2 separate regions of the Homo sapiens genome follow, and region 2 is linked to region 1. Evidence: chromatin loops called from intact Hi-C (ENCODE). Cell type or tissue: heart left ventricle. All regions are shown on one strand. Links, peaks and the distances in the headings refer to the core of each region. The heading gives the core; the rest is flanking DNA.

Region 1 (12,282 bases), core at 2,625-10,624:
GTCCAGTTCCTGAAACCCACTCGCATAGGCTTCCACGTTGTGGAAGCTTTGTTCTTTCGCTCTTCACAATAAGTCTTGCTGCTGCTGACTCTTTGGGTGTGCTCTACCTTTAAGAGCTGTAATGCTCACTGCGAAGGTCTGTGGCTTCACTCCTGAAGTCAAGCAAGACCACAAACCCACCAGAAGGAAGGAAGTCCGGGCACACCATCTTTAAGAACTGTAACACTCACCACAGGGTCCGTGTTTTCATTCTTGAAGTCAGCGAGACCAAGAACCCACAGGAAGGAACCAATTCCAGACACACCACTAATGAGTTGTAGGAACTTGGGAGAGTCATTTAATCTCTCTGTGCCTTGGTTTTCTCCTTTACAAAACGTTACATAGTAAGAACCTAGTAAGTGTGAGGTCTCACTGTTGTACTGGCCATTCACACTTTCCCTCCCCTATCAGACCTTAGGCTCTCAGGGCAGGAGCCACAGCTTACTGCGGTATGAGCCTTCTAGCCTGCAGTGGATGCATTTCCCACAGCACACACGCCATCGTTTTTTGTGGGATAGCTGAGTGTTTCACAGAGCCAACCCGATAGCCCTCCAGAGGACCGGCCTGCAATCCCAAAACTTCATCCTGAGAGCCGCAGCTCTGAAAGCCGTGTTTGCGGGGGAGTCTGAGAGCATCTCTCAGGTGCCACAAACTCATTTTAAGGTGAAGTAACCAAACACACCAGTGTCTAGGTAAGACCCCACTTCAGGTGTGGATAAAAGGAAGATGCCTTGTTCTAGAAGAACTTGTGGTGGGAATCACCGCCCACAGTTCAGCCTTCCGCAGTCTTGAGGCGGCAGCACCACCTTTTGCCCCCTGCTGAGGCACGGAGACCACCTGCAGACATGGAGGTTGTGAAGGGGGAGAAGCCTGCAAGGTTTCCTGGGGGAATTATTCCTGGCGATGGGAGTCCCACCGTGGGGTCCCTTTTGCTTCCGTTGCAGGGTAGCAGAGAAGGGAGAGGGTAAAGAAAGGAGCTCCTCTCATTCTCCCTACAGACCCACCGCACCATGTAATCTCTCCTTCCCTTTGGAGGTGAAAACAACAAGAGCACAGGGAATATGCAGAGGACGTCACAGGATGTGCCCATCAGAGAGATGAGCTTTGGAGACTTCCAAGCAAGTGGACTTTGAATACGGTCACAGGGCCCTGGGCTGTGAACCCAGCATCTCAGAATAGGCTTTACTTACACAGTGGTCCCCCAGCGAGGCTGTTCAGGAGCTGCTTATCACCAGTGCATGAGGAGGTAAGTTCAGGAATTTAAAATGTGTATTTAGAAAATCTAATGGCAGTTTGACAAACTAACTTTATTCTTGAATCAAATAATAAAAAAAATTAGGACTTATGGTTAAACTGTTGTGCAAATTGGCTGCTAAGGTGCACAAGAGAACCTTCTGGATGATGGAAAAGCTCTGTATCTTGTTACTGTTTGAGGTTAGACAAGTATATGCATTTCTGAAGATTCTTTTTTGAATAGTACATTTAAGATCTGTGCATTTCACAGTATGTGAAGTATGCCTCAAAAAAAAAAATTCGTAAAAATATTGAAACCTGGCTGGCCACAGTGGTTCACGCATGTAATCCCAGCACTTTGGGAGGTCAAGGTGGGCGGATCACTCAAAGCCAGGGAGTTCGAGACCGTTCTGGCCAACATGGTGAAACCATGTCTCTACTAAAGTAAAAAAAAAAAAAAAAAAAAAAAAATTGAAACATCGTCCGTGATATGTATACTGAACTGTCCAGGGGTGAAGTGCACTAATGTCAGCAACTTACTTTAAGTTCATAAAAAAACAAAAAAAAACAAAAAACAAAAAAAAAACCAAACTTGGATTAATGGATAGAAACACGGATCAATAAATAATAAAGCAAATATAACAAAATGCTAATGGTAGGATCCAGGTGGTGGGTATATTGGTGTTCACTGTACAAAGCAATTATTTCGACTTTTTATATATTTTACAATGTTCACAGTAACACTGTTGGAGAAAATCAGGCCTTGTATTTTCTATGTCTTTATTGTGTCTTTCTAGTAACTTTTATTGCATTTTTAAAAAGTAATGGTCTGTAAAAGCTTAGGGGAAAAACCTGGTTCTTGGACACGGATAGTTTGCAAAACAGTCTAGAACCCAACAGAAAAGCCTGAAGCCCAAAGTCTCCACAGAGCCCCCTGGCGCCCAGGGGCCTTAGTGCAACCTTTTTGATCTAATGGCAGATGTAAAAACGCTCTGTGAAAGTCAGTGAGGTTGGGGTCCCTTTCTCCACTGGCCTCAGGAGGAAAGGAGGGACAGGACATAGGTTAATGGAGTGGATCAAGTCCTGCCGTGATCAGAGATAAAATTCCAGAGACCCTCTGACCGGATCTAAGAGTGGTTCCCCAATTTGGCTGTGAATGAAAAGTATCTCAGAGCTTTAAAAAAAAAAAGTAGAGATTTCTGATCTAGTCCAGATATTCAAAATCAGAATCCCTAAAGGGTAGAACTCGGTAGTGTGTGGGGGGGTGTATGTGTAACAAATTGGCCTGGGGGTTCTCACGCAGCTAGGCCACACTGGTGAGGTCTGAGAACCACTGCCAGAGAAAAGGTGACCAGCGTAGATCAGAATCTCATTTTGCTTTAATTTTAAATTAGATCAGAGGTTCTCAAATGGGAGGGTGCATCAGAACCACAAAGGGATTGTAAAAATACAGATTGCTTGGCCTCATCCCCAGAATTTGTTTCAGAAGGTGTAGCATGAGCTCCAAAAGCGTGCAAGTCTAATAAAGTTCTCAGGCAATGCCGATGCTGCTGACTGAGGGGTACACTTTGAGATCACTGCTTTTGTTCAATGGCTACAACTGAAATGGGCCTTTTTGCCAGATTCTCAACTGGAGGTCTAGGCCTGTGCTATGCTGTTCAGTATAGGGGCCACTAGCCACATGTGGCTCTGTAACTTCCAAGTGAAATTAATTAAAATTGAATAAACTTGAACATTTAGTACTTCAGCCATGGTACCCACATTCCAGGTGCTCAGCATTCACTGGTGGCTGGTGGCTCCCCTAGTGGACAACATAGGTCAGAACATTTCCATCATCATGGAAGGTTCTGTTGGGGGGCACCTTTGCTCATTTCTTCAGGTATCATCACCCTTCCATGTCGATCAGCCTTTTGCTTAGACACGAGATTTCACAAAACCAACCAAGCACGTCTATGGCTTTACACACAGAGGTTTCATTTTATTATTTAAAAGTTTCTTTGAGGACCTACTATGGAAAACTACTGTGCTACGTGCTGTGTGAGCCACAAAGATCGATGGAACAATATCTTTACCTTCAAGTAAGCTTATAAACAAGTTACGAAGACACCTGTACACTTTATACCTATTGAGATTTTACTAGAAAACTCTGCCCACTAAGTGCCACCATTCAAAACATAGTAAAGCAATTACCAACCAATCAGAAATGGTTCCAGTCCCAAGCAGAAGGGCTGGTTACTCCCACAAATTAATAGAGTAATAGTGGCTAGCATCAACTGGGCCCTCACCGCGAGCCTGAATAGTGCACTAAGCCTTTGAAATGAATGGGGATGGTATCAGTGCTCACCTCACAGCCCTGCACTTAAACATGTCACATAGAAGGCACTGGAAATCTCCAAAGTGTCAATTTGAGCACCTTTTCTAAAAAATGACCGGCACTCAGGTCTTGCGGGGAGAGGTAGAAAAAGACAGGGAAGATCTATATTGTTATTCAGTTCTGAGAAAACTTTGAAATGTTCTGACTTTCCTTTGTCAATTTTACAAAAGTTTTCCTAATTTCCACTTAATCATCCACTCTTTTATTTGGCAGCATTCTCCTGAAACTTTGGTTTGAGGGCCACACAGGAGATTCAATGTGAAAACTCCCATAGTACTCCTTCCTCTCAGCTTCTACCTTAACTAGTTTGGGTTTGTTGTCATTCAAAACTAATTAAACAGAGGTTAATTTTCAGAATTGGCAGCTCTTAGGTAATTTTAGAAGCTCAATTTTACTTAAAAAAAAAAAAACTCTATGTGTGGGCTTCACATTACAAAACTACATGCAGGGGGATCATTGGTTGTGGTAATAGAAACTCAGAGGGGAAGTAGGCATCAAAGGAATATAAATACATTAAATCTCTTTCTCACAGACACACAAAACAATTTTCTTTTCAAATGCCAAGAGAAGTAATGTAATGATCTGGATATTGCAGGTACCAAATTCCTGCTCTTGAAGAAAGGGATGGATGGAACATTTTTGTCTGAAAAATGACCACAAGGATCAAATCCCCTGGATAATTCCTCCTCTTCATTTCCCTTTGCCAGATCATTTCATCCTGTTCTGAGTTTGCCAGGGAAAGCTTGAGTTTAAGAAAAAGCCTCTGCAAGGAGAAGACTGAATTAAGAGAAAGTCCACTGGGCCCTGCCATTCATTCTGATGAAAGATAGCCATAGAGGCCTCTCTTTACCCCAAGCAGGGCATACAATGGCCACTCTTCGGTTCAGCTTCCCAGCACATGAACCCCACTTTCTCAGCATGCTGAGGGTAGTCAGGCTCTGGCAGATAGACCTGCACTGGCTAAACGCCTGGACACTTAGAAATAAACCCAAAGGCCAATTTATTGCTTTCTACAGAAAGGTGGCCTGGTAAGCTACCAGTAACTGGTCCCTGGCTCTGAATACTCCTTCCTCATGATTGAGTCCACTTAGGAGAACAAGTCATGGGTTAGCAGGTGGCTCAGTGAAGACGAGAAAAAGCGGCCAAGTCCAGTGTTTCCAAACTCTTAACTTTAATTGTGGAACTGTTTGTTCTATTCACAACTTACCCTGAAACGGCAGATATTTTGCCTGCCTGCCTCTACTTCCGCTCCCATACCTGTGCTAGACTTTGACCTCAAGCACTTCTTCCTGCTGGGTCCAAACCTAGTCTTAGAATCCTCCTCAAGGAGTGGGTGAGAAGGGAAATGGGAATTCAGAGACTTCCTGGAGAAGGGACACCTGAGCAGGGTCTGAGAGCACTAGCTACTTGGCCCATGGATTCCGGGCTGTGGTAACAGCATGCACAGAACTGAAGGGGAAAGAGAGCCCTAAAGAGCTGGAGTATTGGTGCTTGCAGGATGGTGAGCAAGGCGGCAGCCAGGTGAGCAAGGTCCACAGGGCTCAACATGATTACAAGTCATAAGGTGGGTTACCCTGGAGTGGCCCTTCTCATCCTACCATGTTGCTTTCCAGATGGTTTAATCACAGAACATAACGTCTCCAGGACCTGGTCTGCAGGCTCCAGATGGGTGTGCAGTGCAGATGCTTCTCCTATGTTCCCCCAGGCTTCCATGGGACAGGAAGGGATTGTCACGGTCATTGTGTTTCCTGCTGCATAAAACTGGCTGGAAATGAAGATTCCTTCATTCCCTGTGTCACTCTGGAGATTGTGCCTCTGGACGCAATGGACCAGAACTCAGGACACACCCAGTCCCTTCCCAGCATGACCTTCCTTGGGATGTGCCATGTGGCGTGCAGACATCACATGGCAGCACCTGTGTGTGGGAGGAGAGCATTCATGCTCATGTCTAGACACTAGCCAGATGACGACACGAGCCTGCTCTTGGTCTCCTCGTTGGCCAGCTGAGGATGCGGAGGAAAAGACAATGACAAGAATGTTACAGAACCTGTGGGTTCCCTTAACAGCCTTGACCTTGAAGACTCTCTGCTGCTTATGTTTTCACTGGTTTTATTTTTGCTTGTTTATATTCCCAGCTTGTCTTGGAAATTCTCTTTCACAGCATATTTCGCCCATTTTGATTTTCAAAACCATATTTAGCAATTATATTTCACACTTCATCAGATAGAAATGGTTCCACTGAACTTCATTCAAACCACCAACCCTCTCAGGTCCAAGTAATGCAACTCCACTTGGAATTCTGTCTACTGCCATGGGCAGGGATGGGAATCTTTGTGTCGTTTCTGCATTGTTATTTGGATAAAAATGACACACCTCCAAAGCTTAAGTCTGGCATCAATTTGAAAGTTAACCCAACACCAACTTTTATTTGTGAAACATTTGATTTTACCTTTCTAGAATCCATTCACCAAATGGACTTCCTGAGGGTTTAAAATTGGCACCTTTCTTTTCTTTCATATTGTCCAGTCAGCGCTTTTAAAATAGAAAAGCGGGAAGTACCAGTAGAAAAAAGATTAGGGCCCTCACTTTAAATAAACGACACAGCTTTATTACTTCCCATGGTTGTCTTCGTAATAACCTTGAGAGACCAAAAGCTTTTAGAGATTCACATTGTGCATGCCATATATCATCCTCAAGGCCATTTTGGCCTCTCAGATGATTGCAGAAAGATGAGTGTATTGATCAATCTCATCCCTATTTTCAAATCTGTCTAAATGAAAATGAGAAACTGCATCCTTTTAGTTAGGAGATTTATGGTGATATTTCTATTCAGCCCAAGCACGAGTAACACTACAAAGACCTGTGATCACATGGAATGAGATGGTTAGATGACTCATCTATGGCTGTCAGAGGTTTATGGTGGCCAACTTCCCAGAATGGAGTGTATCTCAGTCCACATCTGGTGTAGGAAGTTTATTGAGAGTCTGGATTTTGTATTTATATGGCTTCCATTACCTGTTTTAACTAGGTGTTAACTTGATAAAACAAAAAACTTCAATGATAGGATTGTCTTTTTCTCATTTTTATGAACTTCTAAAAATGTTTTCAAGAGCCAAATTGTAGGAGACTTGTTTTTCTTTCTTTCCTTCCTTCCTTTCCTTTTTAAATTATGATTCTGATTTTCTGGGTTTAAGGTTTGATAATTTTCTTCCATTGTAATGAAATGTTTAACGTATTTTAAAGTTCTTCAGCAGAAAAAGCAGAGGGTTAACAATGACAAGTCAGACCAACTCCTTCTTACCACACAAGTTCAAGTTCCAGCTGTAGTTCCAAACAAGTTACAAAATTGACTTATGAAAATTATTTAGCTTCTTTGAAACTGGTTCCTTATTTGTAAACTAGGGATAATAAAAATCTGCCTTGCAAGATTGCTGTGAGGATCCAATGGGAAGATCTATCTGAACACCTTTGGTAAAATGTTGGTTATATTATGATCTCGGGTAACTCAGAAAAACATTGGCTATAAATTACTCCCTTTAGGTTCATTCATGCTACAGGATAGTCACAAGCTAACTCTATCAGATTATATATTTTACGCTATAGGTCAATGCCACTCTATCTCATTCATACGTTCAACTCTTGTTCCAATGCCATGAAATACCAGTTACTCAGTTTGACCACAAGAGGGCGCAAAGCCTTTTTCATTTTCTTTTTCTCAAGAGCTTGAGCCATTAGACAAAATTCTTATACTGTGATACCTACTAAAGCAATAAGTAAATATATCGAAATAAAAGTAAGCTGATGGTCCGTGGTCTGTGTCTCTTTTAAAAATGGCTCAGAAGAAGACAGAAAATGTATCTCTTAACTCAAAAGAAAATGTATAAAAATGTGCATGTATATATGTGAGTATACATACATACCTTTTCTAACTCCATCCACTGAGAAGACCTAGAAGTAATGACAACCCAATAGCAACAAGCACACCTAGCACCCAGATCTTGGTTTCTAAATACCATTCTCCAATAAAATAAGCCAGAACTCACTGGAGAAGTGGTTGATTCCAGAGCTGGGTCAGGTACAACGTAAGATAAGCTTGAAAAATAATGTAAATGCTTCAAAAAAAATGATGTCTACATGTCAGAAGAACACAGGAACCAACTTGAAGGAACTCCCAATGACCAAAGCTGGAACAATCTGAGCAACAAAATACATAACAGTAATAAAATAAAATAACCATGAATCCAACTGATACAAATAAATAATTGAATAAGTAGAGAAGGGAGAAGAAACAGCTCTTCTGACAGTGTAATTCCAATGAATAAATGCAGAAGAGATAATGGAAATGGAAAATCACTTCTAGACAAACACAACAGTAATAGTTATTGTTAGCAAGAACTATCAGTGGTTGCTAAAATTAGTGGGTGAGAGTTTGATTAAAAAGTAGGACACTGGCACAGTTTCAAAAGATCTTCCTGTAAGACACTTATTACTTATAAAGGAAAAACAGTAGCTTCATAGTGGAAAAAAGTGGATGCTACCTTAACCAAGTAATCACTTAACATCACCAGTTGCAAGGCACACTAACATTATGTGCCTCCTGATATGATACACTGAGAAGGACCCAGCAACACTTCCATGGTATTTTGCCAAATATACATAACCTCAGCCTAAATCATATGAGTAATCCAAATTGAGGAAGACTGTGAAAAATAACCGAACGGTATTTTTCAAAGTAACACGAAAGACTGAGGAACTGTTAACACATTAGAGGAGATTAAGGATGCATGACAACTAACTGCAATGTCAGATCATGGATTGAACCAGATAAAGGATGTTAGTTGGGAAATTCGTAAAATTTGAAGCTCTGAGACTGCAACAGTCTTCCAAGAAACTGTGCCTCAAACCAAGTAGTATTCAGCTGCTCCACCAACATGGAACCAAGGCCTCTTGGAACCAATCTAGGTTTGATGTTCAACAGGTTTGCCCCTAGCAGGTTTGCATCAGCACAGATTTCTGGGTACCCATTCTGCTGGGGTGGACAGTCTGTTCTGACTGGTTGAGCCTTTCCCATGATGATTGCTAAGCAGTTGAGCTATTCCTCCTGGGCTTATCAAATAGGCCATAGTAATTGTAAAATATTTTTATTTTACAATTTTTATCTTACTCATTTCTGCTTTTAGCGCATTGTGGTCAATATGACCCGTGTCTTTATATGGCTGATTTTGAGCCTTTTAAATTTTTTGCATGTTTTGCTTTTTTTTTCTTTTTCTTTTCTTCTTTTAGCTTTTCTTTCACTTTTAAAACACCTTCTTTCTGAAAGTGTTTAGGAGTTTCCCTTTAATCCTTGGAGTTCTCACATCATCTCAAATCACTAATTCTTTCTTTATTACACACTCCTCTTGACTCACCCTGGCTCTGCTCCTGTATCTGGCGTTACCTCTACTGCTGTGCCCACACTAGGAAGCACACCTTCGCTCCTCACTGGGCAGGCACACAAAGATTCTTGTAGAAAAAGCTGTTTTTCTCCAAAGGCTCAGCCAAACACTCTAAAGGATGGGAGAGTAAGGAGAGTGTTGGGTGAAGGCAGGGTATGAGTAGTTTGTTACTAGAAGCCTTCTGCCTTCAGGTCATGCCACTCCTGTTGCTGATCTGTGTAACTGCTGACTCTGTGTTTGTTTCTCTAGGCTGGGAAAAGCCAACCTTACCTGTACAGGAGCTTTCTCCTGTAACTGCTTTAAGACACTGTTGGGTTTTTTTTTTCCCTGCCATTAACATTATTCCATCTTCATTATTGCCTAAAAATTCAGTATCTGATGGTACTAATTTCTGTCTTCAAGCACTATTTATACTTTATTTTTTCTGTCACTTCAGAGCAGTTTTTGGGGGAAAAAAAAACTCATCTTGAATTAGAAATCCAAGGTTCTACACTCGCTCACCTCAACTAGTTTTACTTTTTTCTTTTCTTCCTATCCCATTAAAAGCATTTATGTCAAATAATTTGGTCTTTACCTTTCCTTATCTTTTTTTACTACTAGAGAATATTACCCAGAATATAGATTCTCATCTGTGCCAGCTAACCCTTTGGCATGTTGATTTTTTTTTTTTTAAATAAAACCCTAGCTGGCTTATTCTGCAAACATTGACTGATGACCTGTGTGACAGACATTCTGCTTGGGATCATTAACCCAGTTCTAAGACATAGCTTATAGCCAAACATATAGTTCCTCTGTGATTAAATAACAGTAAAACCGTGAATAATACACAATATTTCCTCCTTGTTGAAGACTATCATAGACTCCTAGGGCATTTCTCAAGGTAAAATCATCCCAAACCCTAGATCACATATGACTGTCACATCTGCCGCAAAATGAGAGGCTGCCACAGATACCTGGGTAGAAATGATTATGAACATTGAGTAGCTGCCTAAATAACTAGAAAACTAGGATTGATTGATAGACATTTGTAAATTTTTCCCCTACACAGTAAAAAATACAAAGGCTACTCCAATCCTGGGGGTTGCCCCAGAAGAGAGGAGCCTTTGGTCAGGTAGAAAACAAAGGAAACATATTCCTGATCTTGGATCTTAATTAGTTGCCTCTAAAGAAGGAGTTAATAGTTGCCACTGACACCAACAGTTGTCTAAGGTATGGAAAACTGTCCCAAAGTTCTTGGGCAGAGGAGTCTAAAATCTTGGGGAAACTTTGGGCCTGAGGACATCTCTAATTTGTTAGTGGGGTAGCAATTTCTATTTGGTCAGAGGGCTGTTGTCACTTGGAGGAGGTGCATGTTTGGCAGAACATCTTGGGTAGGAGGAAGGAGGGGCAATGAAAACAGCTGTGGGGAGACTGCACCAGAGAAGGAGAAAATGTTTTGAAACCACAAGCATCCTACTAACACTTCAAAGACCTCCTTCATGACAATAATACCCTTTGGACATGGAGTGGAAGAAGAGTTAAGCACTCCAGGGTTCAAGTTTCTTGCAAATTTAGAAATGGTGTCAAGAGAAGGGATTCCCTGTCACCCATCGTTTAACCTTATTTGACTCATCCTTCCCCATCTCATAGGGCTTGCGGTTGGAATTACCATTCTGTCATTCACCAAAATCTTAATTATCTTAAATGAACCTTGCAAAGAAAGGCTAGGAAATGGAAAACACTAACGATGTTCAAAATGAAAGTGGAATAGAAAATGTGGACAACTAACTTCATTGGAATGGCATCCCCCAAAATAAAGTCTTACGTGTATTTTCAGCCAAGTGCATTGCTGAAACCCAATCAAACTTGTAATTCGCTATCCAAGATCCAAGAGAATGCAATTCTATGACACAGAGTGGGTCATAGAGACTTCAGTAAGACCACATTAGGCTCCCTACATTGCACAAGGAAGAATGCTGTCATAAATGGGGTAGAACTAATGAAGGCTCCACTTCATTTGTACGCGAGCAGAACTGGGCAACTATAATCCCAGAGATCAAGGCACAAAAATAATGACCCCAAATGAAATGAAAGATCTAACACTAAAAGGAAACGGAAACAATGGGGGGATGATAGTTGTTTAGACTTGAAGAAACCCAGGCGTGATTCCTTCATCCCCCTTCCAGGTGAGGAAAGATTGAACACAGGGAGCATTAGTGCTCAAATTTAGAGTTTCTCTGCTTAAAGGTGATATAAAGCTATTAACTTGCCTAAAGAAAGCAAGCTTTTTCAGTATTTTTAATATTGCTCTTTCATAAAATACAGGTATTTAAAATATAAAATCATTTGTCTTTAGTATTTGAAAATACTAAAAAATACTTTAGTATTTTGATAATACCAAGGGTGGGAAGGAGGGATGGGTATTGAACCTTAGCTGACACAGGGGATAAGAACTATTTGCATAGTAGAGCTGCAGCCTTCAACCACAGATTCCGCGTGTCAGGTTAAGGTAGCTGACTACATTTTTGAGTTCATTTTCTTTGCAGGCTGGTTAATACGCCACGTCAGAGTTCAGCAGCATCCTTCAATGCCAGACCAAGGCATTCCCTCCCCCACCTATTACTAACCACTACATTAAACATTTGTATATGAAGCCAACAGGCCCCTTTTCCTCAAGGCACAAGATTATACTTACAGCCATGGCCCCGGGCAGGGCAGGGCAATGCAGTGGCCTTAAACTTGAAACTAAAATCAGCATACTCTATCCAAGGGTTTCAACTTTGGCCCCATGCCTGGATGGGGAGGTCAGCCACTTACTAGCCACGTAACTTTGGACAAGTTACTTAGTCCCCTGTGAGTCTCTGTTTTCTATATGAAAATGGGAAATAGGAGATTAAAAGGGCAGGAGTGTAAAGCAAAAATCAAGAGACTGCCTCATTGAAGATGCTCAGTTTAGACTGCCCTTTGTGCACCATCACCCCACCTCGGATGTTTGTCCTCATACCTGATCTCTCTCCCTATCTCGCTGTCATGCAATGCAGTAGACCCTCCTCCACCCCACCACACCCCACAGACATGCCTTTGTGGGACTGGTGGTATTTTGTCCCATTGGCAATGTTAGAGGTCTCATCTCATCCCATTAATAAGCAGCCTGATGGCATTTCTTCATCACCTCTCTCCAAAAAGCTTCTGCCATCAATGTCTGGATGAAAACTCACCTGA
Region 2 (12,282 bases), core at 2,802-10,801, 300 kb after region 1:
TTCAAACAAAAACTTGTACACAAATGATCACAGCGGCATTCTTCATAATAGCTAAGATGTGGAAACAACACAAATATCCATCAATTGATGGATGAAGAAACAAAATTTATATTTTGTTTGTGTTCTATTTATACAATGGAATACTATTCAGCCTTAAAAAATAATGAAGAGCTGATCCATGCTACAATATAGATGAACCTTGAAAACATTATGCTAAGTGAAAGAAGTCAGACATAAAATGCCACATATGATTCCATTTATATGAAATGTCCATAATAGGCAAATTCATAGAGATAGAAAGTAGATTAGTGGTGGCCAGGAGCTGGGGGATTTGGGTGGGGAGAATGAGAAGCTACAGTGGGTATGGGATTTCTCTTTGGGGTAATGAAAATGTTCTGAAATTAAACAGTGGTGATTGTTACACAACTCTGTGAACGTATTCAAAGCCCATGTATTCTACACTTTAAAAGAGTGAATAATATGGTATGTAAATTATGTTAATAAAGGTTTTTTATTGTTGTTGAGATGGAGTCTTGCTGTCACCAGCCTGGAGTGCAGTGGCATGATCTCAGCTCACTGCAACCTCTGCCTCCCGGGTTCAAACAATTCTCCTGCCTCAGCCTCCTGAGTAGCTGGGATTACAGGTGCGTGCCACCATGCCTGGCTAATTTTTGTATTTTTAGAAGAAACAGGGTTTTGCCATGTTGGTCAGGCTGGTCTCAAACTCTGCCCTCAAGTGATCCACATGCCTAGACCTCCTAAAGTGCTCGGATTACAGGCGTGAGCCACTGTGCCTTGCTGGAAGCTACTACTAAAAGAAAATACCTGAAAACTCAAAGACTTTTTATTCTTTCCTACCCACTGGCCAGAGATCTCTTAGCCTTCCCTCAGTATACTAAAAGTACATGAGTAAATAGTCTGCCAGAAAGGGTGGAATAACCTGGGGACTATTACACCGTACAGTAGCCAATTCCATTTTTCTTTAATAACTGGCAATGAACACTCCCAGGCGTTTTCATTGTTCGTGAAAACTCTGCTTAGAACACAGAACAGAATCAGAGGTACAGGACCAGCCACCGAAGTTACACCTCTGGTTTGGTTGTCTGATTCAGGAAGGAAGAAGGTCAACTCCACAAGCCCCACCCTGGCAGGTGTGCGGAGCACGAGGGGGCCTTCCTGAGAGAGCAAGGAAGTGGGGCGGGAGATATCCCTGCTGACGAAAGAGACAAAACCACATCCAGCCAGGGGCTGCTGTTGCAGTATGGAGTTCCCCTCCGCGATGTGAGCAAACAGAAGAGAGAAAACGCCATCTCATGCCAGGATCCTTTCAAATAGGTCTCTTTCCCAGCCAAGCCTACTTTCTGCAACAGTTTTTCCCTTACATACGAAGCTTCTAGCAAAACACCCAGCATAGAGTGGGAGCTCAGTGAATATTTGTTTCATGAATTAATAGCAACATTTCTTATGATGGCAAACAAAAAATAAATAACTAAAATGTTCTACAATGACCTACTGGGTCATGCACATTTATGGTATGCCCATAACTAGGCAAGTCATTTAATATTTCTATGCATAATTTTTTTTGCTAAAATAGAGTAATAGTACCTATCTCACAGGGTTATTGTGATGATTAAATGAGCTTAGGTATATAAAACAAATAGAATATTGCATAGCATATAAAAATTACAAAACAAATGTTAACTATTAGTATTATTATTCCATGGAATACAGTGCAATTATTAAAACTGTGTTGAAAAAATATATTCTTTTGAAAAAAATTTTTGAGAAAATATCTTTTTATAGCTGAAAAAATTCACAATAATTTAAAAAAATAAGCTATGTAATAGCATAAACAGTAAGATTCCACATTTTGTGAAATAAACATCCATGTAAAGAAAAAAGTGTACACAAATATACATAAAAATATTTATAGTAGTTATTTCTAAATAGTGAAAGCAAGGGGGACTTTCTTTATTATTAATTGCTTATCTATTTTTCAACAGTCAGTATAAATTATTTGAGTAAGTATAAAAATTAAAAATCCAATTGAATCAGAAAAGCATTCATATTATTTGACACACTAATTCCAATTTGAGGATACTATTCTTTAAAAAAAGTCCCAAGTACCAAAGAAAATATTGCCTATAAGAATTAGGTAAAGTGCCAGGCGCGGTGGCTCACGCCTGTAATCCCAGCACTTTGGGAGGCCGAGGCAGGCGGATCAGGAGGTCAAGAGATCGAGACCATCCTGGCTAACACGGTGAAACCCCGTCTCTACGAAAAATACAAAAAAATTAGCTGGGCGTGGTGGCGGGCACCTGTATTCCCAGATACTCGGGAGGCTGAGGCAGGAGAATGGCATGAACCCCGGAGGCGGAGCTTGCAGTGATCCGAGATCGCGCCATTGCACTCCAGCCTGGGTGACAGAGCGAGACTCTGTCTCAAAACAAACAAACAAACAAACAAGAATTAGGTAAAGTGTGATGATTTTTCTATAAATTATAGAATAATATATAATGAGTTTAAAAGATTGATGTTCAAAATAGGCGTCAAAAAGCATTAGAGTAACGCTTGAAAATATTAGAAAATGCTATCTATATTAAGTTAACTGGGATACAAATGACTAGTATCTGATCTCAAGCATATAACAAAAGTAATCATTGGCAGAAACAATAGCTGACTCTCTGCCCTTTGTTGAAGTTAACTATATTTGTCACCTTTTGACCAGAACAAGGTGGATTCTTTCTCAACAATTTACAAATTAGCCAGAAACCCCTAAACTTAATAGAACTTCAGTTCTTCCAGGTGGAGGGTTGTCCTGTGACATAAAACTAAAATCATTAAATCTATCCAGTCTAGGAAGAGAAAAGCCCAAGAGGAAATATGCTGTCCATGTATGAAATCATAAACGTTCAGGTAAATATAGCCCTGTTCATTTATCAAAATGTGAGACAAACAAAAGTTATTTTAATTCTATCAGTATTTGTCAGGCACCTGCTACAAACAAAGATGAATAATGAGACAGACTTTGTCCCGGAGAAGCTCACCACCTAATGATGTAGGAAAAAATAACTATAATCAGCTAACCACAGTCCGGAAGCGCTGCAAGAGAACAAAAGACCACAGGAGCCCAGGGAAGGGGGAAGTTTGGATTTGAAGCATCACCTGGGACGTAACCTTGATGCTAAACCTTTACACTAAAGCATGAACATGGTTTTGGTAACCGGCAGACTGAATGGTCAAATTCTAAGCAGGGATGCCGTCCTTCACTGAACCACTGATGGGCACTGGGGGTAGCTGATCACTCTTAGGGCTGTGTCCCTGTGCACTTGCAGAATGTGTCAGCATCTCAAGTTGACAACTTCTTGAGAAGTTGAGGGAATGATGTGGAAGAAGGAAAAGAGCTCAACAGCCCAAATCCAAGAAGCAGATCTTTAAGCGCAATGCAGTGTTTTAAAGCCTGCTATAGGAGTACATGAGAGGGGGACCACACTTAAGCACAGCCCATTTAAAATGCTTTAATTGCCTATCTGTGCAATAAGACTGAACCAAATGAATATTGACAAATCCGCTAACATAATCTAGTCTTGCCTTGCATTTATAAAGGTTAGGACCCAGAATTATAATGTTCTGTTTAATTTCAAATGCCTGCTGTCTGACAGGGGCTTTCTCCCGAGAGAGAAAGGCGTGGTTCTTTCCCTCAAGGGGCTCCCACCCTGGTGTGAAGAGACACACACATCACAATGTCAAAGCCTCGAGGGAGGCACGGGCCTGCCTGGGGATAGCCAGAAGGTCCTGCTCCCACCAGCACCTTCACTTTTAGAGCAAGGAGGGAGTGACCAGCATGGACTAGACAGAGGGGGAGAGGTCAGGAGTTAACTCACAACCAATGTTAAAAATGGACTTAAAGAAGAAAAGGATGTTAGCCTGGAGAAGAAAGAACTTAGAAGGGGCCTAAGAGCCTTTTTGACTATAGAGCCACAATGAGGAAAATGGGGAGAGTGGGTCAGTGCCACACATCCCCAGCAGCAGGCAGAGCAGAGATGATCACATCTAATATCACAATCACTTCTGAAATTCTACAAAAATCCACAAAAGAGAGTACAGGAAGAAACCACACACAGGGCCAACAAAGGATGGGATGAATTCAGGAAGATAGGAGAGTGGGGGATGAACTTCCACCGCTGGGTAATAAGGGAAGCAGGGACGTGAGGACAGACGTTCATGCCTTCCCACAGGAGGCCTTGGAGCTGCCGACAAGGCATCTCCCAGATGACGGAGCAGGCGTGGCAGGACGCCATCTCGCTCAGGGCAGCACCTGGTTAATGTCAGCACCGGGTCTGGTGAGGGCTGGTCTCTGCTGCGACATGGCAGGAAGTGTGCTGTGAGATCTGGTTAGAGGATGTCAAGAGGACCCCCTTGCCACAGCCTAACCAGTGTGTTCTGGACCCCACGTTTCCCTTTCCAAACTCTAATCCATCCTATCATTGCTCAGGGCTTTTTGATTCTGCTCCTTCCTCCCCTCCCCACACACATAGAACCTTTTATTCCAAAATCTAGCAGTACATCATTGGTTAGTAGAAAATAACTCTCAGAGCCGGGCGCGGTGGCTCACGCCTGTAATCCCAGCACTTTGGGAGGCCTAGGTGGGTGGATCACTTGAGATCAGGAGTTCGAGACCAGCCTGACCAACATGGAGAAACCCCGTCTCTACCAAAAAATATAAAATTAGCCAGGCATGGTGTCGCATGCCTCTAATCCCAGCTACTCAGGAGGCTGAGGCAGGAGTATCACTTGAACCTGGCAGGTGGAAGTTGTGGTGAGCCGACATCGCACCATTGCACTCCAGCCTGGGCAACAAGAGTGAAACTCCTTCTAAAAAAAAAAAAAAGGAAGAAAAAGAAAATAACTCTCATAACTTAAAAACAAAAATCAACAAACAAACCCCCCCCTCAAAAAAAAATCCTATAACATAAACTTCCCAACCATCTAAAAACCCAAACTCAAAACGTGTTTCTTTTGTCTTCCCTTCTTGAAGGAAGTAGGTCTGCACGGGCCTCCCCATCTCCTAGAGCTCGTACACAGCTATGAACCTGCTCTCAACAATGACTGGACACTTCCTCTTGGTTCATGGAAAAATTTGCTCGTAATTTTCCAGTCTGACTCAAGCTATCAGCTGGCGATACAGTTTTTTGCCAGCTTTACAGTCATTACATTACTCAAACAGAAACCCTTTTGCAGGTGACCTTGAAAGTTATTAAAAACTATTCTCTTTTTGAAGGAAGGACTTGTTGGGGGCGCCTGGTAGAGAGAGGATGTCTCGACTGGGTCTGGTGGTGACGACATCCTGGAAAAGGAACAAGATCCAAGTCACCAATCATTCTCTTATACAACGCATCCTTGAATTTTGAAGAGCCTGATATTGTGGATGGTTTGTATTGTCATTTGGCAGCAAAAATAACCTACATTGAATACACAGAAATAGTCCTCCACAGCCTCTGCCCGGGCTTTCCAGGTTTGACCACTGTGCAGTGCCTGTGATGCTCTCTGCTGCCACCCAGTGGATATACTGAGAAAGGTCAGGTAGGATGTTTAAACCCAGAGGTTCTCAGTGTGGTCCCCAGACCAGCAGCATTGGCATCAAATTCTTGGCTGCCCTAGAAACTCTGGGAGTGGGGCCAGCAGTCTATGTTTTCACAAGCCCTCAAGGTTATTCTGATGCACACTGAAGTTTGAGAAACACTAGTGTAGACTAGGTAGTAATTTGCACCCAGGGATGTGTGAAATGGATCATCAGATTTCTCCATTGGGAGAAGTCGATTGTCCTTATTGATGATCAAGGATCACATCTTTTATAGGAACTAATTTCACTGGCTATTTTAAAAAAATTACTCGTCTTCTCAGAAATGACAAGAAGGCATAAACCCCAACTCCTCTGTTTTTTATCCAGAATCTCCTGATTATAAGCAGCTACTGCTGCCTTGTTACTAAGAGTGGTATTCAAGGTTCTCCAAAAATATGGATCCAAACGTGTTTTCCAGTCTCACCTCCAGTAATTCTCCACTTCATTTACTCAAGATTTTAATGCAACTGGCTGATCCTCTGAGCCCAGCTTTCATCCCCGTGTTCCCTCTGTTTTTTCCACCAAAGATGCACCCTTCTAGGAGATTAAAATTTCATAATAAACAGTTCTAAATTTTCAAGCCCATTTTAAAGCCCTTTCGAATGCCATTTCCTCTATGAATTCTGCCCTGATTGCTCCATCCAATGACAGCCGTTCCCATCATGAACCTCCGCCACACTTCATCTATACCTCTTTTATAGTGCTTTAAATTCCATCCCTTGTTTTTTTAGTGCTCGGTGGACATTTCTGATCCCGTTGGGTCCAGAACTGAGCCTTACTCATCTCAGCATAAGCCAGTGCAGACTAGGTGCATAGTGACTGCCCTTTGAAAGGTATGCATGAATAACATAGGTCTCTCACAAAATAGCAGTTCACAATAAATGTTGGAATTCAATTTGTTGCAATGCGAATATTGCAACAGTTCACCTAAGAGTAACATAGGAACACCAGATCACCTGGGCAACACTGGGAAGGCAAAGCTTCGTTTTGTCCAAAGTCCTCTTTGGGACTTCACCACTGATGGGTGGGGCCCTGGATTACAGGAGCCACTAATCTACTCCTGTGCCACATTTGGGCCAGAAGCGTCCAACAGCTCCCCCTGCTGTCCACCTCGGCTATTACATCAGGACTGTGAAGGCTTCCATCATCACCCATCAGTCTCTTCTTTAAAGAGCCCACCTGAGATCCCAGAAAACCGCATTTCTGCAGCCACTACTAACACCTGGTTGAAAATGCTGTTCCCCCCATCCCCCCAACAGACCCAGAGCCTTTGGTCCAAATCTCCTGTTGCCATCTCAGGAAGATGAGATCTGGCAATATTTCCCTCCCAGGCCACATCCCCCACTGGCTCCCATCCTCACTACCTTCCCCAATAAGTGTTCATATGTTTAGAGTTTTGACCACTGTGGACCTGTTAGGGAAGAGAGATGCACTGAGCCTGACAATGCAGCTGGGGGTAGGGTGCCCTTTAAAGAGAACCAGAAAAGCAGTGGGAAGCCAGAGGGCGAGGGATCCAGGAGTCCCCGAGAAAAATGTACAAGAAGCAGAAGAAACAAAATAAACTAGAAACAGTGACTGCCTCTGAGTAGAGCCTGGAGAAATGAGCGCCAAGGATGGAAGACTCACTTTTCATTGTTTTACCCTCCTGTACTATCTGCATTTATTTTATGTGCTACTCAAAAACCACACTAGACAATAAATAAAAAATTAAAAAGACTCACAAAACGACAATTTCTAAAAGAAACTTCACTAACAATATAAAAAGACTGCCCTGATGAAAGAAAGATTAGTCTATTATTCGGGAAGAAATGTTAATAATCAAAGCTGAGGGGAGAGAGAAAGGGAGAAACTGCCACATTTGTAATTTCTTGGGTCTGTACAAACTAGTAAACCCTTCTGAAAAGCAACTTGGGAACTGTATTAGTCCGTTCTCACACTGCTACAAAGAACTACCTGAGACTGTGTAATTTATGAAGAAGGAGGTTTAACTGACTCACAGTTCTGCAGGCTGTACAGGAAGCATGACTGGGAAGCCTCAGAAAACTTGCAGTCATGGTGGAAGGCAAAGGTGAAGCAAGCACATCTTCACATGGCAACAGGAGAGAGAAAGAGGGGAGAAGTGCCACACACTTTTAAACCATCAGATCTCGTGAGAATGATCTATCACGAGAACAGCATGGAGGGAATCTGCCCTCATAATCCAGTCGCCTCCCACCAGGTGCCTCCCCCAACATTGAGAATTACAATTCAACATAAAGTTTGGATCACAGAGCCAAACCACATTAGGAACTTTTATAGAGACTTAAAGATGTTGTCTTTCCTCTTCTCTTTCTGGTCATCTAGCCAAAGCAAATTATTTGAAAGATGAAAAAGCTACAGATATAACAGTATTTGATGTAGGAAGGCAGAATTCCAAATCCTACACATTTGTTAATATACAAATAGTATTATAGTTAACTGATGACAGAATTCACTCAATGTGATGTGATTTTTAAGTGTATTTTTAAAAAGCATTTTTAAAAAGTGATCAAGATTATCTAATATCTATAATGTTAAGTGACAAAAAAAGCATATACAAATCATATAAACACTGCAGTTGTACCTATGCTTTAAAAACTGTGTAGGAAAAAAAGACTGGAAAGAAATGAGCCAAAATGCTAATAATGGTTGCATCAGTATGGTGGGGTTATTTTCCAAATTTGTAGTAATACAGTTACCTTATTCTATATAGAAAAATAAATATGTAAAGGAAGTAATGAATCTTTTCAATCTCACCCCCTGCCAAGCAGGAACACACGGGAGGCCTCTTGGCAAGTTGAGGTGTCATACCATTTCAGGACCATCCATCTAGGAAACGCGTACCTAAGAACACCCACCACCATGCATGCCTCTAGTTCCAAAGTGTTCGAAGAGCTACTCCCAGGATGTAAGGATTCCAGCTCCTGGGTTGAACTTAAAAGTTTGCTAAATGTAGTTCATACTCCAATCATAAAGGGTCCAAATGGGATATAGCAAAATGAACAAGGCAACTACCCCAGTTAGCCCAGGGATGTGCGAGCACCCCTCTCACCCATCCAACCATCCAAAGAGGACTGCGAGCACCATGACCCATAGCGACAGCAGCCAGGGAAGAACAATGGTCAATTCCACAACAGAGTTGGGCGTTTCAAGGGATGAATGAGTGTATTAATCAAGGATCCTCAAAGGATAGAACCAGTGGGTGTGTGTGTGTGGAGAGAGAGAGATTTATTATAGGAATCGGCTCATGCAGTTAGAGGCAGAGAAGTCTCATGATTTTCCACCTGCAAGCTGTAATTGAGTCCAAGCCCAAAGGCCTAAGAATGGGGGTGTGGGGGGGCGGGTAGCAGTGATTGCCTAAGTCCCATTCAGAGTCTGAAGGCTGGAGAGCAAGGAGCGCTGATGTCAGAGTGGGAGAAGACGGATGTCTCAGCTTAAGTAGAGAATGAATCCTCTATTCCCCCACCTTTTTGTTCAGTGAGGGCCCTCAGCAGATTGGACAGAGCCTGCTCACAGTGGGGAGGGCCATCTGCTTTACTCGTTCTGCCGATTCAGAGGCTAATCCCTTCTGGAAACACCCTCACAGACATACCCAGAATTCATGTTTTACCAGCTATCTGGGCATCCCTTAGCCCAGTCAAGTTGACATCTAAAATTCACCATCACACAGAAGATGCCACCACCATTCCACAGGGGACAGAGCTGGTGAGACCTTGGTCTTTGTGAGCCTGAAACTAGACATGTGGCCACCCAAGGAAAGCTGAAAATGCCACCCCCAAAACAGGCCAAGAATTCAGTGTTCTTTCCAATCAATATTCTTTAGTATTTATTCTCCATACTGGAAGGACAAGGGGAAACAGTGTTCTGGGGTGAAAATGGAGAACGAAGTCCTCCGGGGCAGTTTTTGGTGTTCCTCTTTTACTGTTTAGGCCTGGTCAGCTCTGGTCCCAAACTTGGACATCCCAGCTCAACCAAACCTCACCCTGACACTACCTGCCTGGGTCCTCTCCTTACAGTGCAGTTCAGTCACTGTGCCATTGATCAGGTCAGCCCTTGGGGTCTTACCACTCCCCGGTGTGGCTACTAAGGTACTGACTTCCTTTAGACTATTTTTTAAACAATGCACCCCTAATTACACTTGAGATATTTTAGAATCTTGGTAGAATTTGAGCACCCTACAATATAGCTCCCAGCCTGGCCTGCCCTGGCTCTGCTCCACAGTGTCCCCCTGCCAGCCTTCCCCGTACCCAAAGACTCTGCTGTCTGGATTCCACTACAGCGACCTTCAGTTTCTAACTGAAGGGGGTGATCTTTTGTTTTAAAAAACTGCAGGGCATTTGTGTGAGCAACCCTCTCACCCATCCGACCATCCAAGGAGGGCTGCGAGCACCATGACCCATAGCAACAGCAGCCAGGGAAGAACAATGGCCAATTCCACATCAGAGTGTCTTGGTTGTTCTTCCAGGTCTTCAAACAACTGCTTTTAAGAAATTTTTGCCCACCTTTTCTAGTTGTTCCCAGAGGAAGAGTTCAGTTTGATACCAGCTACCATGTCATGCCTGAAGCAGAACTCAACTCCTTTTGAAGCGGATGGCATATAAAGCAATCAGTATTTTAAAAACTCAACATTCAACACTTAATTTGCCAAAAAAAATGACCATAAAAAAATAAAAACAGCCTTTCACTGCCTGACTGCCGCCGTCACGGGTCACATTCATGTGCCCGGGAAGGGCCTGTCCCAGTCGGCTTTGCTCTATCACCACAGCGTCCCCACTTGGCTGAAGTTGACATCTGACAATGTGAAGGAGCAGATTTACAAACTGACCAAGAAGGGCCTGACTCCTCCACAAATCGGTGTGATCCTGAGAGACTGACATGGTGCTGCAAAAGTGCGTTTTGTGACAGGCATAAGAATTCTTAAGTCTAAGGGACTTGCTCCTGATCTCCCTGAAGATCTCTACCACTTAATTAAGAAAGCAGTCGCTGTTCAAAAGCATCTTGAGAGGAGCAGAAAAGACAAGGATGCTAAATTCCTTCTGATTCTGATAGAGAGCCGGATTCACCGTCTGGCTCGATATTATAAAACCAAGCGAGTCCTCCCTCCCAGCTGGAAATATGAACCATCTACAGCTTCGCCCTGGTTGCATAAATTTGTCTATGTACTCAAGCAATAAAGTGATTAAAAAGAAAAACAAATGACTAAATAATCTACATCAACATAGGCCTCAAAAAAATGTAATTTTGAATGTAAAAGTCAGAGTACTATATACAAGACGCTGAGATGTATATGACATTTTAAAACACACAAAACATACTACATGGTGTTCATGGATGCATACACGTAAAAATAAAATTGAATAGAATACCCAGCAGATTTGAGAATAGTGGTTGCCTTTGGCAGGGAGTGAGGGACAAAAAGAGAACTTCAATTTTATCTGTAATGTTTATTTAAAAATGTAAAGCAGACAGATATGAACAGCTGTTAACCACTGTTAATTCTTGGTGGTGGAAACATAAACAAACCAAATCCCTCCATTGGAAATGCCCAGAGATCAGATGTCAAGCCTTGTTATCTTGCCTATTTCTTCCTTCCTCTCATTTGCTCCTCCCTAAATGTCCATGTTGCTGTTGTTGGTAGCAGAGTCACTGTGACTAAGTCCACAGCTGGCTTAACATCTGCCCAGCAGGCTCTGGACACAGGCTGGCACTTCTTAGAAAGCACACGCTCCACATGATGACCAGCGCAGGGGTGGAGGAGCGCTATGCTTCCAGCCTGCACCCCTCTGACTCTCTCACAGGGAATAACCAACCCTGGTTATCTGGGGTGCATCTAACCTTTCCACAGGGCCTGGGAAGGCCACGGGACTTTAGTAAGCCCCAAAGCAACTTGCACCTTGATTTTAGAATCCAGCAGCCGTGAAAATACAGACAAAAGAAAAAATTTTGCCATGAAGGGGAGGAGGTAGTAGAGTGAGTTATTCATTCTCTGCTTCAGAAAATGAACTTAGTTTAGAAAACCATCCATGTGTAAGTCAGGAACAAGCACTGCTTAGGAAGGCCAGAGCTTTGGATCCTACCCAGGCTGGAGGAAGCGGCAGGTTGAAAGGAGGCCAGGTCTGTTTTCTAGTTCTTCATTATCTAAATACAAGCAGCAGCTTCCCCAGGAAGAACAGACAGAGACATGAGGGAGCCGGAGCCCCAGAGGGAGCTTGGGCACCCATTTTACAAATCCCTCGCTCTGCAGGGAGTCCTATGCCTGTCTCCAAAGAGCCTCATTATTCATGCCCAACGATAGGCAGGGACGGATGAAAGGCGAGGCAGCCCCAGCCACGGAGAGAAGCGAGCAAACCAAGGAGCTGGAATGGCAGCCTTCCCGGCCCTTTCCAAGGCAGCAGGGCCTTTCACTGGAGGCAGCTGGCTTATCTTAATCTCCAAACCCTTTCCTGGAAAACAAGCCCATCCTAGAAGGGCCAGAGGCCCAGAGGTAGCTGGAGTCAGTGAGTCAGGCTGGCAGCACGCAGCAGGTGGCAGGGGGTTTTGCAGAAAGGAGAGGCAGGCCATCTGCCTTCCCTTAGAGTGGGCCTCAGGCTGCAAGCACAGACTTGCAATCCAGAAGCCCAGCCTTTGTGCCCAGTGTCCTC

Evidence for each region. Peaks named below come from ENCODE experiments on the same cell type or tissue, not always from the same donor. Only the 100,000 strongest peaks of a DNase experiment are listed, where the experiment ranks them.
Region 2: a loop joins it to region 1, with 12 times the contacts of the local background. A loop is called at or near these places in 63 of 110 quality-filtered maps.

The regions. Positions count from the first base shown.
Region 1 is chr15:57,856,277-57,868,558 of GRCh38, reverse strand. No RefSeq gene overlaps it. Among named protein-coding and RNA genes, the nearest start is that of POLR2M, 160 kb to the right of the region's middle. In heart left ventricle, for the core only: CTCF peaks have their summits at 3,068, 7,114 and 7,316 (motif pointing right); no DNase peak of the experiment used is centred there.
Region 2 is chr15:57,554,445-57,566,726 of GRCh38, reverse strand. It overlaps the pseudogene RPS13P7. Among named protein-coding and RNA genes, the nearest start is that of GCOM1, 31 kb to the left of the region's middle. RefSeq lists an enhancer at 12,039-12,282. In heart left ventricle, for the core only: CTCF peaks have their summits at 5,558 (motif pointing left), 6,536 and 6,735 (motif pointing left); DNase peaks (open chromatin) are centred at 4,296, 5,556 and 6,716; H3K4me3 peaks cover 298 bases; H3K27ac peaks cover 2,431 bases.